2 separate regions of the Homo sapiens genome follow, and region 2 is linked to region 1. The links are chromatin loops, found by intact Hi-C in ENCODE. Cell type or tissue: endothelial cell of umbilical vein. All regions are shown on one strand.

The links. Hi-C counts contacts between places; a loop is a spot of excess contacts. Peaks named below come from ENCODE experiments on the same cell type or tissue, not always from the same donor. Only the 100,000 strongest peaks of a DNase experiment are listed, where the experiment ranks them.
Region 2: a loop joins it to region 1, with 7 times the contacts of the local background. A loop is called at or near these places in 7 of 110 quality-filtered maps.

What each region holds. Positions count from the first base shown.
Region 1 is chr3:25,507,912-25,510,411 of GRCh38, reverse strand. All of the region lies in intron 3 of RARB (retinoic acid receptor beta), which reads right to left. Among named protein-coding and RNA genes, the nearest start is that of RARB, 81 kb to the right of the region's middle. In endothelial cell of umbilical vein, no CTCF peak of the experiment used is centred here; DNase peaks (open chromatin) are centred at 341 and 1,361; H3K27ac peaks cover 2,500 bases.
Region 2 is chr3:25,457,207-25,459,706 of GRCh38, reverse strand. The region is part of intron 1 of RARB (retinoic acid receptor beta); the gene reads right to left. Among named protein-coding and RNA genes, the nearest start is that of RARB, 30 kb to the right of the region's middle. In endothelial cell of umbilical vein, no CTCF peak of the experiment used is centred here; DNase peaks (open chromatin) are centred at 1,456 and 2,456; H3K27ac peaks cover 2,043 bases.

The sequences.
Region 1 (2,500 bases):
CCTCAAGTGATCTACCCACCTCAGCCTCCCAAAGTGCTGGGATTACAGGTGTGGGCCACTGTGCCCGGCCTGTAATTATAGAATATTTGATGTGGGAGCGAATACAGGTGAAGATACTGAAAACCGTGTAGCTTTAAATATGTGCAAGAACTTCATTGTTTAGAGAAGCAAAGGGTAGTTGAAAGGATGCTGGGAATTAGAATTAAGACCCATGGGTGTATACCAGCTGTGTGACCTCAGGCAGGTCTCTTACCCTCTCTCAATCTCAGGAAACTGAATCAGAATATGATTCCTGTCCTATCTGCTGCATGGGATAACCTGAAGTCTTGGGGCTGTTGCCATTAGTAAAGCCCCTCATGACCATGAACTACCACAGCACCACTGATATCCTCCCCAGCTTTCCTCTCAGGTGGCTAACAGCAAAAGCAGTCTTGCTGAGGAGGCCACAGGGTGGACAGGAGTTGGTTGGGAGAAGGGACATGACGGATCTGGAGGAAGGCAGGCCACAGAGTCCCAAATAAGGCAGAGGAGAGATGGAAGGTGCCAGATGAGCAAAGAAAGGCAGCTGCTGGGAGGACGGGGAAGGGGAAGGGCAACTTTGTCTCTGTGGCGATTTAGCTTGGGCTCAGCACTGCTGGAAGACCCTGATGGCCTCACCTTGAGCTGACTGAGGAAGGAAGGGGGCCAGGCGTCCTTTCTAACACCCCAGTTCAGTTTTCTCCATGGAGTTGGGTTCCAGGATACCAGGATACTCTCCCATTCTCTGATTACACATGTCTCGGCATCTCTGGGCAAATGAGCCACCTGGCTCCCGGTTTAAGTAGCCAAGAAAGGTGGATATTTATTTTAGAAACCATGCTTGCAAACTTTATTTTTAAGGCTGTGACATAATATTTGGAGCTGCACTTCTAAGCTGTGGTGTTCTAAACAATTCAAAATGAATAGAGTCTCTACTTTTAACTTTTCTCCTGAAGTATAATCAAGGCTGTAGCTATAATAAAACACAGCTGTGGCAGCAGCAACAGCGGCAACCAAACTGTGTCACCAAAAGAAGCAGTAGCAGACAACCACTCTCATTCGGCACTTACTATGTGCCAAGCACGGTGCTAAATGCATTACCCCATGAGTCCAATCCACAAAACAATCCTGCAACATTTCTGTGATAATCTCCACGCAATGGGTTAGTTCATTTCACGTGAAGCAAAATTTTGCCATGTGCCCAAGTTGAGATAGCTAGAGGCGAGGGCTGCATTTGACCTCAGCTCAGGCTAACTTCAAAGCCCTTTGTTCTTTGCCCTGTGCTGTTCTATTGTGTAATGGAAATTTCTCATTTTTCTAAGGTGAGAATGTACTGAGTGTCCCCTCTCCAGGAGACAGGCAGTGGGGAGAAATATATTAGTAAAGCTGAAGGAATTTTAATACTTCCTTTTCAGTCTGAGTGTTAATGGGCTTTGAGTCCCACAGTGGCACTGACATCACCGGGCTGCTGGTACCCAAACATAATTTTTTTTTTTTTTAAATCTCCTAAACAGATGCAGGCAAATATTCATATTTGGCAAGTAGAAAGGGGCAGCAGATTTTTATTTTCCAGCTTCTAGGACATTTTTAGGTATAAAAGTAGGAAGTTTCCAGCCTTTCACTTACTTTTGGGGGGCTCTTCAGGGATTTGTGTGCCACAGAGCAAGAAGAGAAGGTGGGGGTTAATGGTAGTTTCTGGTGAACAGAACAAAATGATCACAGTGAACCCTGGAAGCAAAGTAACAGGCTGGGATCTAACACGGGAACAAATGAAGAAATAAACTAAAATTAGAAAGACATTAAGTGCCCTGATGATGATTTTTATGTAATTTCCCAACTACACAGTGCAACCTACAATATGAATTTCCCTGTTATTAAGCCAGTAAAATCCAGCAGTAGAACCAATGAGCACATCAATATAATTTGTGCACAAGCAAAGGTGATTCTAACTGAGGTTAAGTGCCTTTAGTCCAAAAGGTTTGTTTTAATCTAAGTTTAACAGTAAAGGGGAAATGAGAGAAACACAGAGCAACAAAATCCTCCCACAGAAGTATCTAAGTGTCCATACAAAGCACATTCATTCCATCCAATCGACCCATGGGGACGTTCATGTCTAAAGTATAAATTGGAATTTAGAGACTTTATGAAAAGCTGTTTTTAAGCTCAATATGCCCCAAATGAGAAGGTGTCAATGAGTGCTTAGGGACTTTTAAATTCAGAGATTATTCAATTGCTCTATTCTACAAATACACTTATGAAACTGTCATAGGAAAAAAATGCTGTGAAATAAACATTAAAAAGCATTCTCAAACAAAATCAAAGACATGTTTTGCCCATCACTCAAGGGCATGGGCACATAAACATAACCTCAAAGAGCAATACAAAGAGGCTCCCTGTGTGAATTCACGGCCAGTGGTTTTCAGAAAGAAAGGAGCTGGAATGAGGGGGTGGCAGCAACAGTACCTTCCATGGTGTTTCTGTT
Region 2 (2,500 bases), 51 kb after region 1:
TCAGGTCAACTCTACCCACTAAACTTATTGTTAATCCATCCCCACATCACTATCCTGCTACCACACCATGCTAATAATCCACCATCGCCTCTCACAACTGCTGCAATAGCTTCTTCATTGGTCACTTCATGCCCCTTCTTCCTACCTAGTGTCTATTCTTCAAACAAGCAGTCAAGATAGTTGTTCAAATGTTAAAATCCATCTGTTTCACTCGCCTATCTAAAGCCCTCCAATAGTCACCAATTAGATCAAAGTCAAACTCCTTAGTATGTTCTACAAGACTTTTCATCACACGGCATTTTAGCAGCATCATTTCCTTCAGTGAGTCCCCTAATTTATTGAGTTCTATATAATTGGCATCTATTCTGTCTTCTGAATAGGCCAAGCTCTCATACCAACTGAGGCTATTGTGATAACTATTTGTCCTTTCTAGATATTCTCAGACCTTCAAATATCTGGTTGTTTTTCGTTTCTTAGATCACAAAGCAAATGCTACCTTCCCAGAGATGATTTCTCTCATTAAAATGCCCCTCTCCATTCCTGGTCACTCTGTCTCACTATTTTATTTCCATAAAACCCTAACCAGTGTTCAAATTTTAGATGTTTGTATATAATTTTATATTCTACATCTGCCATCCCCTATACTCTAAATATTGAGTTTCATAAGGGAAAGAAACTCACCTGCATTGTATACATCTGTGTTCCAGGACTAGTAGAGGTCCTGGCACATGGCAGATAATCAATAAATATTTGTTGAATTAGCACATGAACTTTTTCCTTTTCCTTTTTCTTCCTCATTTTGAGCACTAAGAGTCCCTCTAAGTTGTTAAATGATAAAATTAGAAACCAAATAGCTCTTATACTCCTTTGCTTCCTTAAAAAAGTAATTAATTAGCCCTTTGGAACAGAATCAACTATAATTATAGTATTTTCATAATTCAGAAGAATCTTGGAATGAATTCATTTGAGTAGTACAGGTCCTAGTAGATAAATCTATTATAGTCTTTACTGGTTAGAACCAAGGTATCTGGGATGAAGATATCAATCTTGAGTACATTATTTCTGGCAGATAGGAAGCCCTTGCTTTGAATAAGTTGGCACAGTGGCAGCAACTGTTTTATAGAAGGGCTGGTATCTGAGATGTCACTAAAGCTTATCAGCTATCAAGCAGTAGATGCAAAAGCATTCTTCACACGGAACTAATCAGCTTCACTGAAAGCGAATTAACAAGAAAACACTGCTTGTTAAAATTAGAAAACAATGTATCACTGTCTATTAAAAATCTAAGGAAAAATACACACAGAATCACTCACCCACAATCTTTTCACTCAGAGAAATTCACTGTGTACGACCTTCCAGAATTTTTTTCTATGCACATAAATGTTTTGGGTTTGTCTACTAAGGTGGAATTATACTGACACTGCTGAGGACTTTGTTTAACCTATGATGTCATCAATTTATTTCCTTGTCGATAAATATTTTTCACAGAAAACATTCCATTGTGATGAACAACTTTGTAGCTAATCTCACCACATCTTTATTTCCTTCAAATACATTACTGAAGTGTAATTATCAGTTCAAAGGTTGTTATTTTAAAAATATTTTGTTTTTAATGCATGTTGATAAACTGACTTCTAGAAAGGTTGTGTAGATTTACACTCCCTGATATCAACGTAAGTGACCCCTTCCCCAGATGCCTCTCAAACCTTTTGGAGTGGTTTGATTTGTGTGCTTCTACTTCCATCCATGTGCTTCAACAACTGACAGAGTCATGTCATCACCACTATGATCAATCTCGCATTGAGTTCTTCACAGAAGGAAGGTGGGGAGCGGTGTGTTTTAAGGTCCTACTCGTTCGTGTAGAACAGCTAATCTGGCCTGTCTAGGAAAGTTGTAAATAGAATTCTGGTAGGGCTGGAATCAGCTGTCAGAGCTATGCCCTGAATTTCAAAAGTGGGTAGTAATTTCCATAAATATGCCACTTCAAACACATGCACTGAAGGGAGTCCAGCATTTCACCTTCCCAAAGAAAGGAAACAAAATTGTGCATAATTTAATACCCAAGAAACTTGGGGCAAAGCACACAAAAAACGGGAAGTCTACTGGACATTAAAGATCCCAAAGCATTTTACAAAGATTGGATCTTTTCCTATGGATAAGAGTCATTTATAACAAATGAATGAATCCAGAAGGCTTTTCCTGAACAGTTGCCATGAACGAAAATGTTCTATTGTAAGTAATCAATAGTGAGAGCCCTGGCCTTTTATTTAGGTGGTGGTGATTTCACCAATAATTCTAGGAACTTTCTCATGTGAGTACAATAGATTCTCAGACTGTTCATGTGTTCAATCATTTGTTTGGCTGAGTGACATAACATGCCAGGCATTGTGTTATACGCTATGGGCAATGATAGTACATAATCCCTTATCCTTGACAAATTTGGCCTAATAGAGAATAAACCAACAATGATAATACAGTGGGTTCCAAACTTGGCTGCACA